Regions from separate parts of the Homo sapiens genome. Here region 1 is linked to region 2. Evidence: read pairs that join two places in POLR2A ChIA-PET (ENCODE). Cell type or tissue: GM12878. All regions are shown on one strand. Links, peaks and the distances in the headings refer to the core of each region. The heading gives the core; the rest is flanking DNA.

Region 1 (8,469 bases), core at 330-8,329, 190 kb after region 2:
TATAGTCCTTACATTCAAGGAAGGACTCTTGTTAGACAGAAGCTCTTAATATGCATGTATTGCATACAGAAAAGAACAACTAACCACACAGTCTTTGAAATGCCACAGGAGTGAATGAGACCATGTCAGAAGAGGAAGAAGGTCATCTGAGCTGGGCATGTGCGTGTATTTGTGAGAAACAATCTGACAGAGGGAAGAATCTTAAAGTTGTCTTTAGAGGATTGGTAGACTTTGGACTATGGAAAGATGGGGTGTGGGAAATAAATATATAGGAAGGAAGAAAGGAAGGAAAGGAAGGAAGGAAGGAAGGAAGGAAAGGAAGGACCAAGGAAAGAAGGAAGGAAGGAAGGAAAGAAGGAAAATAAAGAAAGGAAGGAAGGACCAAGGAAAGAAGCAAGGATGGAAGGAAGGAAGGAAGGGAGGAAGGAGGGAAGGAAGGAAGGAAGGAAGGAAGGAAGGAGAATACTAGAGCCTTTCTCTTGGGATATAGAAGGAAATGAACACTTTAATTTCCAATGAAATATCTCACCAGTTGAACAACAACACAAAAATCTTACTTTTCTTTAATGCCATCAGAATCTGTGGACACAAAGAAATTCAAAAGAACTATACTTCAGAAAGACAAGCCTTTTCTAAGTAAGTAAAAAATACAGGACACATTCAAAGCCAGTGGTCAGTTGCGAAAAGTTGGGGACAGGTGGGCTGATGAGCAAAGCTGTCAGAAAAGAACAGTCTGTGCTTAGACTAGAAGAAACAAGCCAGACATTCTGATGAATTCATGGGATGCCTTGGCAGTGGATCTGCGGGAGCCCCAAAGGCAAAGAGAATCCTCTCAGCGAAGCCACTTAAAGGGGAATTTAGATGATTACGCAGAGGCTGGGAGTAGAGGGAGGAAGATTTCACAGCCTCACAGTCCCAGGGTTGTCAGAATCTCTGTGTCCTGATATCTCACTGGGATCACACCATCACACAGCTTCACTGTCTGTGGTTTCATAGGCCTCTGGGCCTCAAGGAAATGGTAAACATAGACTGCTTTCTTTGTTTTCTTAAACTTTTAAAAGTCAAAAGTTATTCAAAAGATTGGTTAAAGAAAAAAATCATAAAGTATTATGGGGCTTATAATATGCATAAGTAAATGGTGTAATAAAATAGCACAAAAGGTGGGAGAAAATGTAAATGAAATTATACTATTATAAGGTTATTTCATTGGATACAGAATAGTATTAAGCTAAGTCAAGAAAGACTGTGATAAATTGAAATGTACACTACACTGTAATCTCTAGAGCAACCACCAAAGTAATAATGCAAAGAGATATAGTTAAAAAGGCAGTAGATGAGATAGAATGGAATATTGAAAATTACTCTATCGACCTCAAAAGGAAACAAGAGGAAAAAAGAAAACACAACAGAAAAATAGAACAAAGAAGAAACCAGTAGCAAAATATTATACTTACATATGTATAGGTAAGTAAATTAAATGTAAATGGGTGAAACAGATTCCATGTAAAAATTTGAGGATTTTCAGAATGAATGTTTTTTAAAGACTCAGAGATATATCCTTTGTAAGAGAGACGCACTTTCAATATAAAACAACATGTAGATTGAAAAAAAATTTTAATGGGAAAAAATATACCATGGAGCCTGTAATCCAAGCATTTTTGGGAGGCCAAGGCAGACAGATCACTTGATGTCAGGAGTTTGAGACCAACTTGGCCAACACGGTGAAACCCTGTCTCTACTAAAAACATAAAAATTAGCCAGGTGTGTTGGTGGGTGCCTGTAATCTCAGCTACTCAGGAGGCTGAGGCAGGAGAATCATTTGAACCCGGGAGGCAGAGATTGCAGTGAGCCAAGATTGTGCCACTACACTCCAGCCTGGGTGACAGAGCATGTTGGCCAGGCTGATCTCGAACTCCTGACATCAGGTGATCTGGCTGCCTTGGCTTCCCAAAGTGCTGGGATTACAGGCGTAAGCCACTGCATCTGGCCTCTTAACAAATTTTAACTACACAATACGTTATGATTATCTATTATGGATAGTCACATGCTGTACATTAGTTTCCCAGAACTTATTTATCTTTATACTAATGTTTGTACCCTTTTACTAACATCTCGCTTTTCCCTATTCCCCAGCTCCAACCACCTTTCTACTCTCTGTTATTATAAATTTAACTTTTTTTAGATTCCTCACATAAAAAAGGTCATGCAGTATTTGTTTTCTGTGTCTGGCGTATATCACTTAGCATAACGTTCTCCAGATTCATCTGAGTTGTCATAATGGAAGATTTTTTTTCCTTTTTAAGGCTGAATAATATTTTACTGTGTGTGTGTGTGTGTGTGTGTGTGTGTGTGTGTGTATCATATTATTTATGTGGCATGTGTTTGTGTTTGTCTGCTGATACCAAGTTATTCCTTGGTATCAGCAGAAGATTGGTTCTAGAACTCCCTGAAGATACCAAAATCCACAAATGCACAAGTCCTTTACATAAAATGATGTAGGTATTTGGATATAAACCTATGCACATTCTCATATATACTATATCATCTTTACATTACTCATAATACCTAATACAATGTAAATGCTATGCAAATAATAGTCCTACTGCATTTTTATTTGTATTATTTTTATTGCCATATTATTTTATTATTTTGATCTGTTGTTGATTGAATTTGTAGATGCAGAACCTGAGGATACCATGAGCTAATTGTGTATACTTATTATGTATTCTTATCTATTCATCTGTTCATGGGCACTTACGTTGTTTCCATATCTTACCTATTGTAAATAATGCGACTATAGGAATGTGGATACCTCTTTGAAGTAGTAGTTTTATTTCCATTAGATATACACCCAGAAGTAGAATTGCTGGATTATATGGTCATTCCATTTTTAATATTTTGAGGTACCAATTTTGTTTATGGTGAGGGCTCTCTTCTTCGTTCTTAGATGACTAGTTTCTTGCTGTGTCCTCACATGGACTTTTCTCCAGCATGTGTGTGTGTATATGGGGGATAGATGGGAGGTTAAAGAGCTCTCTAGTTTCTCTTCTTATAATCCTATGGGGTCAGGGCCCACCTTTCTGACCTCATTTAACTTAGGGGGTGCCATCTCTAAAGATAGTCACCCTAGGGATTAGGGCTTCAATGTGTAAACTTTGGGGAGGATACAAATATTCAGTTAATATAATAACACCTCTCTACATTAAAATGTTAAATATAAAATTAAAATCTCTCTCTCTCTCTCTCTCTCTCTCTCTCTATATATATATATATATATATATATATATATATATATCTCGTTCCTCCTATCCTGAAAACCAACCAACCAACCAACTAAACAAAAATCCTCTCAGCAGGCCCATATGACTTTAATGGTGAGCACTTTGAAATATTTAAAAGAGAGTAAATACCAATATCACATAATATCTTTCATACAATAGGAAAGAAAAAAAACACACTAATTTGATATGTGAGTTTAACATAACCCTAACTCCAGAATATTAGGAAATAAAATAAACCAATATATAAAAATGATAATATATTATGTCCACACATGATTTGTCCCAGGAATGCAAGGTTGGTTCAACATTCATAAATTAAATTCACCACATTAATGAAATAAAAGTGAAAACAACATGATTATCATAAGAGAGACAGAAAACATTATTTGACAAAAACCAAATTTTTGCCCATTTATGATAAAAACTCTCAGAAAAATAGGAGTATTCTCAATCAAGATACTACAAAATAATCAAGATAGCTACAAAAAAATTTCACTTAGTGTTTAGTGTTTCCATCTAAGATCAGAAACAAGATAAGAAAATTTTTATTTCATCACTTTTATTTTATTTTTTCTAAAAATTCACCTGTAACAAAAAAATAAATGGCATATAGATTTTTTTAAAAAGTAAAGCTATCATTATTCACAAAAAACAAGCGTTTTCCATAAGGAATCCTAAGGAAACTATCCTCTCCCCCAACAAACAATATGTATAATTAATTAGAGAAAGAATATACAAGGTCAGTATATAAAATTATAATATACAAGGTCAGTATATAAAAATTAATTATTTTTCTATATAACAGTAACAAATAATTGGGAAGTAAAATGTTAAGATGCTGCTACGTATAATAGTTTCAAAAGAAACCAAAATATTTAGGAGTAAATTTGACAAAAGATGCACAATATCTGTATAAGTGAAAACTATAAAATATTGCAGAGAATTAAAAAAGATGTAAATAAACTTAATGATAAATCTACTGATATAACTAAATAAAGATAGAGACATATCTCATGTCAACAGATAGGATGATGCAATATTTTTAACATGACAGATTTCTTCCAACTTAAAGTATACATGCAATGCAATGTGAATTAATGTCCCACAGAATTCAAAAATAACTGTTATCAAGCTAATTCTAAAATTTCTATTAAAATGCAAAGCCAAAATATTTTAAAAATGAAGAAAATTTTGTCCAATTTTATAACTTAATCTCAAGACTTAGTATACTGATATAACAAAAATTAAAACAACCCGGCATTGTGACCCACATCTGTAATCCCAGTACTCTGGGAGGCCAAGGCTGGTGGATCAATTGAGCCCGAGAATTTGAGACCAGCCTGGGCAACATGACAAACCCTCATCTCTATAAAAAATACAAAACTTAGCCAGGAGTGGTGGCATGTGCCTGTACTTGGCAGGTTGAGGAGGGAGGATCATCTGAGCCAATATGGTTGAGGTTGCAGTGAGTCCTGATCATGACATTGCACTCCAGCCTGGGCAACAGAGTGAGATCCTGTCTCAGCAAAAAAAAAAAAAAAAAAAACAAAAAAAAAAAAACATGTAGGTCAATGGAACAGATTAGACAATCCAGAACAGAGAATATAGATCCACATTTATACAATCAGCTAATTTACTACCAACTTGCGAAGATCATTTAAAGTAGAAAAGGATACTCTATACAACAAAATGTGCTAGAGCAATTGCACATACACTGAAAAATAAATAAATCTTGTTCAAAACCTCACATGAAACATAAAAATTATTATAATTTAGGATGGATAACGGGCCTAAATAGAAATGTTACAACTTTAAAACGTCTAGAAAACAAAATAGGAAAGGATGTTTGTGACCTTGATGTAGGCAAGCATTTCTTAGATAAGAAACAACATTATTAACAACTAAAATGTATATATAAATTGGAGTTCATTAATTAGACTTCATTAAAACCAAAAATGTGTGTGCTTCAAAAAAAATCTTAAAAAAAACTAAATTAAAGGGCAAGCTAGAAACAGCGAGAATATATTCACTTCACACTTCACAGATGAAAGCATATATGTAGCTAATATTTATGTAAAAATATCTCAAACTCATTAACCATCAGGGAAACGGAAATTAAAATCATAATGAGATATCACTTCACCAGAATGGCTAAAATTAAAAAGCTTGACAACATCAAGAGTTGGTGAAGATGAGGAACAACTGGAGCTCTCATACATTGCTGGTAGGGGTGTAAAATGGTACATTTGGAAACCTTGAAAACTGTTTAACAAAGTGAATTAAACATATATACACTTCGTGAACAAATTTTCCTAGATAACTTAAGAAAACAAAATCATATATATATGGATGTTCATAGTAGCTTTTTTTAGAGTAGCCAAACTTGGGAGGTGGGAGACCTAATTAATGCCCATCAAAAAGAGAATTGATAAATTGTAGTTATTCATAAAATGACATACTATCCACAATAAAAAATAATGAATTACTATTATAGGAACATATAAAAATCATATGCATTATGCTCAGTGAAGGATACTAAACAAAGGAATATATAGAGTATGATATGTTCATTAGAAACTCAAGAAGTAAAATTAAGCTATGGTGACAAATATCTACTGATTATCTCTGAGTGGTGGAGGAAATTGACTAGGATGGGTCCCAGGGAACTTCTGTGGGGATGAATATATTCTGTGTCGTGACTGGAGTGGTGGATACACAGATAGAAACACTTGTTAAAAATTATGTAAGTCTACATTTAAAGAATGTACATTTTATTGCATGTAAATCATTCCTCAAGTTGGTTTTTTTTTTAATTAGAGGCAAAGTTACTTTTTGTTTTTTTTCCAGATCTTTCTTCTCTTTTTCACCTCCCACTTGCCCTTCCATACATACAACCTCCCCTGCTACCTCCATCCTGCATTTTGCAGGTGTGATGGTTAATACTGAGTGTCAATTTGATTGGATTAAAAGATGCAAATTATTGATCCTAGGTGTGTCTGTAAGAGTGTTGCCAAAGGAGATTAACATTTGAGTCAATGGGCTGAGAAAGGCAGACCCACTCTTCATCTGTGTGGGTACAATCTAATCAGCTGCCAGCTCAGCCTGAATAAAAAGGAGGCAGAAGAATGTTAAAAGACTAGACTGGTTTAGCCTCCCAGCCTACATCTTTCTCCTGTGCTGGGTGCTTCCTGCCCTCGAACATCAGACTCAAAGTTCTTCAGCTTTGGGACTCAGACTGGCTTCCTTGCTCCTCAACTTTCAGATGGCCTATTGTGGGATCTTATGCTCGTGTGAGTTAACACTACTTAATAAACTCCCACACACACACACACACACACACACACACACATATATATGTATATGGGAGTTTAAAGTAGAAAAGGATACTCTATACATAAATACGTACATAAGGATACTCTATACACATATATACACACATACATATATGGGAGTTTATTATATATGTATGTGTATATACACACACATATATGTATGTATATGTGTATATATGGGAGGTTATTTAGTATGTGTGTGTATATATGTATATATCTATATCTATCTATCTATCCTATTAGTTCTGTCCCTCTAGAGAACCCTAACACTGGTGGTATATTTGTTTCAATTCATGAACCTACATTAACACATCACTATTACCCAAAGTCCACAGTTGAAATTAGGGCTCACTCTTGGTTAGGTACATTCTATGGGTTTTGACAAATGTACAATGACATGCATCCACCACTTTAGTATCATACTGACTAATTTTATCACTCTAAAAATCCACTGTGCTAGGCTTATTCATCTAGCCCTCCTCCCAGCCTCTAGCAACCACTGATCCTTCTACTGTCTCCATAGTTTCGCCTTTTCCACAATGTCGTGAACTTGGAATTGTACAGTCTGTACCCCTTTCACATTGACTTTTTTCACTTAGTAATATGCACTTAAGCTTCCTCCATGTCTTTCCATCCCTTGATAGTTCATTTCTTTTAGCACTGAATAGTATTCCATTGTTTAGATGTGCCAAGATTTATTTATCCATCCACCTCTTGAAGGACATTTTCAAGTTCTGGTAATTATGAATAAAGCTGTTATAAACATCTCTGTGCAAGTTTTTTTCTTTGACATAAGTTTTCCATTCATTTGAGTAAATATGAAGGATTACAATTGCTGAATCATATGGTAACAGTATGTTTAGTTTTGTAGGAAACCGTAAAAGTGTCTTCCAAAGGAGCTGTACAATTTTGCATTTCCACCAGAAATAAAGGCAGGTTTTTGTTGCTCTACATCCTCACTAGCGTTTGGTGTTATCAGTGTTTTAGATTTTGGTCCTTCTAATAGGTGTGTTGACCAGATGTTTTTAACTTTCATTTCCTTTCATTTTTACATCATCAAAATGTACTTTAAATTAGAAAACATTTTCTAGTTATTGTAACAACTCATGAAATCACTAAATAGTACCAATATGGTTTGGCTGTGTCCCCACCCAAGTCTCATCTTGAATTCCCACCTGCTGTGGGAGGGACCAGGTGGGAGGTAATTGAATCATGGGGGCAAGTCTTTCCCTTGCTGTTCTCATGATTGTGAGTAAGTCTCATGAGATCTGATGGTTTGAAAAAGAGGAATTCCCCTGCACAAGCTCTCTCTTTGCCTGCTGCCATCCATGTAAGATGTGACTTGCTCTTCCTTGCCTTCTGACACGATTTTGAGGCTTCCCCAGCCACACAGAACTGTAAGTCCAATTAAACCGTTTTCTTTTGTAAATTGCCCAGTCTCAGGTAAGTTTTTATCAGCAGCATGAGAAGTAACTAATACAGTAAATTGGTACCAGTAGAGTGGGACGTTACTGAAAAGATATCCGAAAATGTGAAAGCGACTTTGGAACTGGGTAAAAAGCAGAGGTTGGAACAGTTTGCAGGGCTCAGAAGAAGAGAGGAAAATGTGGGAAAGTTTGGAACTTCCTAGAGATTTGTTGAATGGCTTTGACATTCCATGGGTTTTGACAAAACATTTTGACAGAAATGCTGATAGTGATATGAACAATAAGGTCCAGGCTGAGGTGGTCTCAGATGAGATGAGGAACTTGTTGGAAACTGGAGGAAAGGTGACTCTTGTTACATTTTAGCAAAGAGACTGGTGGCATTTTGCCTCTGCCCTAGAGACTTGTGGAACTCTGAACTAGAGAGAGATG
Region 2 (8,469 bases), core at 200-8,199:
CTGTTCTTCAGCTCCTGTCTTGGTGTTTGAAGTATTTCTTTGCCTTGTTTTTCCTTCTTCGGTTCTTCTGTGGCTTAACCACCTAATGCTATATTCTGGGCAATTTTCCAGGCCTGATGTTCCTCGCTATTCTCCTCGCTGTTGTTATCCCAAGAAAGTAATGGCATAGCATTATTAAAATATCATTACTTTCTGTGGGGAAAAGTAAGAAAATGCTTTTATTTAATTTACCATTAATGAGGCCACCTGGAGATGTGCCCAAAGGACCTGGGACTTCTGTTTCAGATGATGAGAAAACTTCCAGATCTTGATAGGACTCACTATCAAAATGTTGTGGGAGTGTTGGGGGACTTGAGGCCACCCTGTCATTTTTCACCAGGGCCTTACTTCTTCTGTCTCAACTGTCCTCATCTTCAGAGGATGCAGAATTCAGGCCATAGGGCTAGAGAAGGGATATTTCTGGCCTGACCCAACCCAGGACAGCCTGAAACGTTTACAAGAAAGTTTGTTTTTAGGAAATTTCCAGTCCAATTATGCTCTCCCTGGAGATGTGAATAGTTCAGATAGCATTCAGATAAGCATCCACAATGTTGGGAACTTCCATAGAAAACAGACCAGCATAGAATTTTTTGAGGCTTGGCCTTCTCTGGATAAAATAGCTCTTTCAGGGTGAGGCAGCCTAGCCTGGTGGTCTCAGGATAGAGGTTAGCATCAGGAGATCCTGAGCGTTATGATTCCTGCTTCCTCTCTGGCTTGATGGGTGGCCTGAGGAATAAAATGAGAGCCAACCTCTGGATTTGAGACAAAGGGACCAATAATGATCAATATCATATTCTTTGACTTGATTAATTGGTGTGACGAATGGGTCTAAAAAGAAAATCACTTTCCAGCCTAAAATGTATACGTGAGATTCACGGGCCAATCGTTTGGGGTGTGCTGAAATCACTCTGAACAGAATTCTGCCTTTTCCATTAACCTCTACAGTTATCTAAGATTCCTACAGTGGCTTGAGTTCTTTATGGCCTCTGGTCAGTGGCAACTTCTACTTTGGGATGGCAATTTTAGATCAACATGGTACCTAATTTTGGCTGATGTAATTAATTAATCTTCATTCATTTTAGAGAACAGCAGTTTCCATGATCTTGAGGAGAAAACTCAAATGTTGTGGCCTGACTTTCAAGTACCTTTGAGCTCTAATTTCTGCTTATCATGCCAAACTCATCTCGAGCCACATATTAAACCATTTGACACCAACTATGCATTTTTTTAGATTCTACTTCCATGCCTCACCCTCCGATGCTCTCCGGCAATCCAGTATTACCTTACTGTAGCACTGCATCATTTTTCAAATTGTTTGGCAACTATCCATTTGTCCACAGATGGTATGTAATTAAGGTTAAAAGCATGGTTTTTGAAGTCATCCAGGCGAGAGTGTAAACTGTGCACTCCCACATGGCACAAAGGTCTTGCCCTAACACTGTTCTGAGAGACTGGACCAAATTTAACTTGGCTTCCACCTGCACTAGGCTATGTCCATAACAGGGATTCCCAACCCCATGCTGAGTCTTTGCTCATGGAAATATATGCTGCCAAACCATGCAAAGCACATCTTCTATCATTTTCCATTCCCCCCCACACCTGGCTCCCAGTCTCTTTTTTTTCCTCTTTTTAAAATTTCCTCATAACCTTTTTTTGTTTTCTTTTTGTTTTCCCTTTAATAACCTTAGTCATCTTTATCTTAGTTGACATTGAACTCAGCTTATACTGGAGTTTCTGTCTCCTGTTGCAGTAGTCTGGATAAAATCTGTCTTGCCTCCTTTAATACATGACTGGTGCTGTTTCTCTTCAATAAGATTGGAATCTTAGGTCTGCTGCTTCATAGTTAACAGGTCTTCAGGAAATTAACTCCTCTAAGCCTTCATTTTGTCCACCTCTAAAATGAGAATAATTATGCTTATCTCACAGGGATAAAATGAGGATAAATACATACAGTTAGTCCAGGTCCTGGGACTTAGTAAGCCCTTAATATACTATAGTAATTCTTAGTATTCTATGTCCCTGTCTGGGTGGATCTCAAGGGATCTACCATGTGTTTTATTCTACCATGTCTCTCATTGCTGAGTTCCTGGCCTGCCAAGGTACCCAATGGTGCCTTCACTGCTTTCTTTTTTCTTTTCTTAGACAGAGTTTCGCTCTTGTCACCCAGGCTGGAGTGCAATGGCACGATCTCAGCTCACTGCAATCTCTGCCTCCCAGGTTCAAGTGATTCTTCTGCCTCCGCCTCCCAAGTAGCTGAGATTACAGGCATGTACCACCATGCCCAGCTAATTTTGTATTTTTAGTAGAGATGGAGTTTCACCATGTTGGCCAGGCTAGTTTTGAACTCCTGACCTCAGGTGATCCACCTGTTTTGGCCTACCAAAGTGCTGGGATTACAGGCATGAGCCACCATGCCCAGCCTGCCTCCACTGTTTTTTGTGCCCAAATCTTACCCAAGGTTTTCTCCAAAGCATCTTCACAGTTTTATTTCTTTTCCTGTTCATGTGCCTCTCTCCTAGGCCTTCCTCTTTCTACTCTATGGTGGCTACTTGGTGGCCTTTTGATTTCACAGAGGAGGACATAACTATAGTATGACTTTTGCCATCAGGTACTTTAATCAACGAAGAGGGTTCCATACACCTAATTTGATCTTTGCCCTGGAAGTTTTTTTATCAAATGAAATGTTCACCTAGCACTTGTCCCTCCAAGTGTTGTTAACCTCATCTCCACAAGTCCTCATATTCTCCAACCTTATAGGGCCTGGAATATCTGAAATCACCCTATTCCTTTGCATTGCTGCCTTCAAACTGGCATTGTTTTTCTCTTGAGCTCATCTCATTCTTATAATATCTTGCCAAATTCAATTAAGAGCAGCTAAATATTGTTTTCCAAAGTCTTCTCCTATTTCAATAGGTAGCATCCGTCTCCCAAATGAACATGGGTAACAGGCTTTCTATACATATGTTTTGAAATGTTTAAAGTTACTTCTTTTGTATTATTTTATTTTTAACTGACAATAATTGTATACATTTTAAGGTATGATGTGATATTTTGATATATGCGTACATTTAGAAATTATTAAATCAAGCAAATTAACATATCAATCACTTCACTTATCTTTTGTGTTGAGAACACTTAAAATCCACTCTTTAAGCAGTTTTGAAATGTATAATACATTGAGCATTGCATGACAAGCAGCTCCATATTTTAATATTTCCCAAATATGATATTCATTTTCTCACCTTCTTGCCCCACTGCTCAGCCAATGGCAATTATTCTTAGTTTTTGTTGTGAGTAATTCTCACTTCTGTTTCCAATTTCTGTATTAATCAGAATAGGAAAGGCTGTACTGTGGTAATAAACTTCCAGCTCTCAGTGGCCTATCACATGAAAGATAGTTTCTTTCTTGTTCAAAGTCCTCTGGAAGAGAAGCAGCTCTCCAGGGTGGAACACTTCTCCAGGAGGATTGAGGGACTCATGTGGCTTATACCTGGTTATATAGCTTCTGGGACACACATCTTTCAAGGCCTCTGTGGTGGGAGAAGGATGGGTATGGAGAACTCACACCCTTGCTTATAAACCTCCAACTGAAAGTGAAACTGTTATTTTTACTCACTATTGGCAAGAATCTCATACTTCAACCTTCCCTGAAGAGGTTGGGAAATATGGGGCATAAATGTGCTCATCTGTGTAGCATGAGCCCTTCCGCTTTGTCCTGTCTCCCTTTCTGCCTGTTTCCCTTTCTCTCAGCTTGCCAGTTGAGAAAGTATTCAGCATTCTACCTTTTTAGACACCTTTGTCTATGCACATTCAGAAGAATGAGATGGGACCAGATGATAAACTCACTGTTTATGTGAAAAAGAAAAACTGTCTTCAAGCTTCAATCTGGAAGGAAATAATAGCAAGAGAAAATTATTCAAAACAGAACATGAGTAGTGTTATCTGGAGTGAGCTATTGCTGTCGAGCACTGATTCTACATCCACAAAGGAGGTTTATTTATGGGAGTAAAGGATTGTTGGTGGGGTTTGTTTTGCTTTTTTTTTTTTTTTTTTTTTTAAAAAAAGACTAATACCTAGGCCTAATCCTGGAAATCCCAATTTAGTAATCCAAGGTGAGGCTCAGATTTCAACATGTCTCCAGGTAGTTTGGATGATCAGCTAGGGTGAGGGACAACTGGACACAAGATACTCAGGAATACTTCGTCACTGGTAGAGGACCTAGTGTAAAGGGGTGAGAGGTTGAAAATGTTGGTGGGAAAGTAACAAGATATTTAAAGAGGCAGACAACATAACAGTCGGTCAATGGGAAGGTGGGTGGTCTAGCCATAAAAAGAAAGAAGATGGCTCTTCATCTGCAATGGAAGAGATGACACAAAGAAGAAATTGTGAGACACACACCCCTTGGCAGCCTCAGACTTTCCAGTCGCCACTCACTCATTTATTTAACATTTATTGAGTAGCACTAGCCATCAGCCAGGTAGTCTGCTAGGGTCCCACAAATACAGTGCTGGACAGGACTGCCATCCTGTCCTTGGGAGGCTCCCAGCCAGTGGGCACTCAAGGTAAGAACACACCGTGATGTGTGTGGTGACAGTGGGAGAACATGGAAGGGAAGTGACTGAACCAGGAAAGACTTCTGCAAGGAAGGGAATCTTTTCCGAAGCTTTAAGCGTAAAATAAGTAACAGGTGCTACCCTCTTAAATATTTTCTGAGACAAATGAGGTATGCAAACAAACAGGGCTGAATGTTGGCCTCATTGTCCACAGGGTGCTATAAAGAACGCAAAGACGGAAGCAGATAGACCTGGACAGCAACACCAGCCTCAGCATTAGCAGTGCGTCCTGAGCACCACTAATGCTGGTCCTCCACCAGCTTGCTCCACCAGCCTCCGTTTCCTCAGTTATACAGTGAGCATGTGAACACCCTCCTCTCATGGGTCGTTCTTGAGGAATGGATGCCATTGCCTGCCTTCAGCAGCTAGCACCAAGTTTGGTTTAATGCCAGTTCTCTTCTTCTCTTTCCTGCCACTCATCACTGTCTTACCAAAATAGGGATACTAATGCTGATAATAGTATTAACACCATTATTAGATATGACTTCTACTACTAATAGTGTAAATATATTATTTTTGCACAACAGTCTACAACTGACACCATACTCTCACGCACATCACCGTTCTGAAGTTACTATCGCCTATTCTCCTTTTCCCTTCCTACCTTTTTTGTTGTCTTTGGAACAGTATTGAGTCTGCCTTAAGGTATACTTAAAATAATATAAGTGAATGAATTAAAATTAACTTGAAAAAAAAGTATAGTGAAAAAGTGATACCAATAAGATTGGCCACAATGTATTTACTGATCCTCTGGGCAGATTTAAGAGTTAGCTTTCAGCTTCCTAGAAGCCAAAGTGAAGAGAAATATTTTCAGATACATAGTTTATAGCATCCATGAAATAAGTAATCACCAGTAGCTTTGGCGATTTTCAACTATTATTGGTACTAATTTCAGACAGGTGTTTCTCCCTGGGAGTCTCATAGGGGAAAGCTGTACACCTGAGTGAACAATATTCAAGGCAACCTTTTGACGGATGAGCAAGAGCAATGCTGGGCTACTTTCTCCGAGATTCCCAGTGTGCACTGATGGTTGAGAGAAATTATCTTAGGGAAGAGAGAAAGATGGTGTAATTTAATTACCAATGGTCACCTTATTTGGCTTGACCAAAGGATAGATATAATATAGAATTTGGGGAGAATGAAAGCTGTGTGTTCTCTAAACATTCCCCGATGGACTTTCCGTGATTGTTAAATGACAGTGTGCTCAAGATACATCTATGTGGTAGCTTACGCATATTTGTTTTCTAAATGCAGCTTTTCCAACTAAAAATCTTGGAATCTTTCCATCAGGAAGTGTAAATTCTATTGGAGGCTCATGATGAAGTCACTTTGGCACTCATCAGTTCCCATTCCTTCCTGATTTACCTTCGGTCCCATGGCAAGGAAAGCACTTAACGTCACCCTTCCACCCTGAAGTGTAACTGGAAGGTTACCTGAGAAATGTGTATAGGATGTTTCCCCTAGCGCCTAGCACAGTGCCTCAGTGATCCATCAGCTATCCTCTAGGTATTGTGGTTGTTTCAAGAGTTGATTTGATTTTCTTGCAGCATTTGTAGTTTAATGGTGCTTTTAAGTAAACATTTTTTTAACAGTATTTAAAAAGGGGCCTAATTGAAATCCATCTGGATTCAGGTAGGCCCTTCAGACCCCTAATGCTTAGCTAATCAGCCGATCATTGGCACAGTGGATTGCGACTGCTCTCTTGCAGAGTAGCCTCTGAATGGCTATGTCTCATTGAGCAAATGCCCACTTGGCAATGCTGTGGCCCTCGCTATGTCAGGATGTTCTCAGCAGCAGGAAGAACCAACTGAAACACACATGTTTCAGCATGAGATGTAGCAAATCACCAGTGGTGGTGCTGACTCTACCACCACACATGGTGTCCCATGTCCAAGAACAGGTTTCCCAGGCACACAACCAGTATTCTCTTCAGCACACAGAAAATAGATCCCCAGCTAATCCCTTAAGATAAGTCTCTACAAGAGGAGATTTAATATGTCATCCATGGGCAATTCCACAATTGCACACACTCCACTCACCTTTTTTCAACTCTTGTCTTCAGATGCTGTGGGAAGCAGCAGATGCCAGACCACCACAGAACCCCAGGCAATCAAGCATGACAAAGTCCGAATTCATGCTCATCGGTCAGTGTCCTGGGTCTTAGTATAGGCGTAAGGGCCTGTACTCTGGAACCAGGCTGCCTTGGTTCTGTGCGGTCAGGGATTCCCTAAGCCAGTTACTTTACCACTCTGTGCCTCAAGCCCAATTTGTAAAACTAAAGATGGTAAACATATAGGGTTGTTGAGAGGACTAAATAATTGGATACGGGTAATTCGTTTAGAACAGCATCTGACACATATTTTACCAGGCTTCCGTTATTAAAAGTTGTGGTCTTGAACTGCTACAGAGATTCTGAGATTTACAGAGTATACCAGAGATGACCCTGGGGGGCAGCCAGCTCTCCTTTTTCTCCCCTAGGAATCCCAAATTAGGTGCAGCTTCAGAGGACCTCAGAGCTTTAAACTCCCTGAACAAAGGGTAAATAAACAATTTAGTTTTCTGTGCTAAATCCCAACTATATATTAAGTGTTTTATGTATAGGTTCACCTATAATCTTTCCGTTTACCTGTGAAGTAGGCACTATTATCCCCATTACTTAAGGAAATTATCTTTCTCCAGAGAGAGTATGATTACCACACTGGGCTTTAATACTCTTCTCGCTACCAGTATTGTAAACTATAGAATGCCTTGACAGTAAACTGGAGGATGCCTCATTCAAATTGAATCTCAGATTTAAAACATTAAATGAGATTTTAATATAAGCCTATCCCAGAGGTTGCATGGAACATACTTATGATAAAATATTATTCACTTTTTAATCTGAAATCAGAATTTCACTGGCTGTACTGAATTTTCATTTGCTACATCTGGGACCCTAACTACAAGGAAGTGTCTTCTGGTTGCCAAGCACTGAGCTTAGCCCTTTATACAGTTTATCACATTTAGATCATACAAGAGCAAGCCACGGAGAAGGTCAATTATGGAGCAATTTATATACATCTTTGCCAGCTGGGTTGATCTTTCACTAGCATGTTGAATGCCAACCTCTCTTCTGGCATTAGGGCATTTTGTCATAACACAGCAGATTTTTCACATAATTAACCTTCAACTGTACTGGTAAGACTCCCCAGTGATGAGGTATAGGTAGGGCTATTTAAAAAATAATTAAAAACAATAAGAAGCAATCTGAAGCAAAAAAAAAGAAAAGAAAAAAGAAAGAAAGAAAACACACACAAAAAAACAAAAAAATACAAGCTTTGGATTTAGAAAAACATAAAATTCAAATTCAAGATCTTTCACTGGCTGTCTCTGTGAGCCTCAGTTTTAACATCTGTAAATTTAACATTCTCCCCACAGGGTAATAGGGGATTAAATGAGGACTCTGTCTAAGTGCCTAGCTCAGTGTAGTACAAGTGAGTGTTCAACAAGTGACTGCTTCCTCCTCTTTCTCCTTCCATCTTGTAATAATAGATGGTAAGTATGAAGACTTTAAGTTCTTCACCTCAGTCACCTCTAGAGAGAAACTGTCTTCCAGTGTTTCCTATAGTGAGACCCATACTGTTAAGAAGTCATTGGGAAACTTCCCCTGGAACTTGGCCAGCTGGGCTGAAGCCTCAAGGGTGGGAAGGGAAGGAAGGCAGGTAAGGTCAGTTTCTACTAGAGCAGGCCCGCCTTTCAATTGGTGTCATTTGTTGTGTCCATGGGAATTCTTCTGTGGTGCGGAAAAAGCAAGTGGCTGCAGGCTGGGATTTTTACC

Evidence for each region. ChIA-PET counts read pairs that join two places held together with the same protein. Peaks named below come from ENCODE experiments on the same cell type or tissue, not always from the same donor. Only the 100,000 strongest peaks of a DNase experiment are listed, where the experiment ranks them.
Region 1: POLR2A ChIA-PET joins it to region 2 with 5 read pairs; 2 of 35 experiments call an interaction of 5 or more read pairs at or near these places.

Annotation. Positions count from the first base shown.
Region 1 is chr15:95,421,914-95,430,382 of GRCh38, reverse strand. No RefSeq gene overlaps it. Among named protein-coding and RNA genes, the nearest start is that of LINC00924, 6.9 kb to the left of the region's middle. In GM12878, for the core only: no CTCF peak of the experiment used is centred there; no DNase peak of the experiment used is centred there.
Region 2 is chr15:95,616,345-95,624,813 of GRCh38, reverse strand. No RefSeq gene overlaps it. Among named protein-coding and RNA genes, the nearest start is that of LINC00924, 190 kb to the right of the region's middle. In GM12878, for the core only: no CTCF peak of the experiment used is centred there; a DNase peak (open chromatin) is centred at 3,633.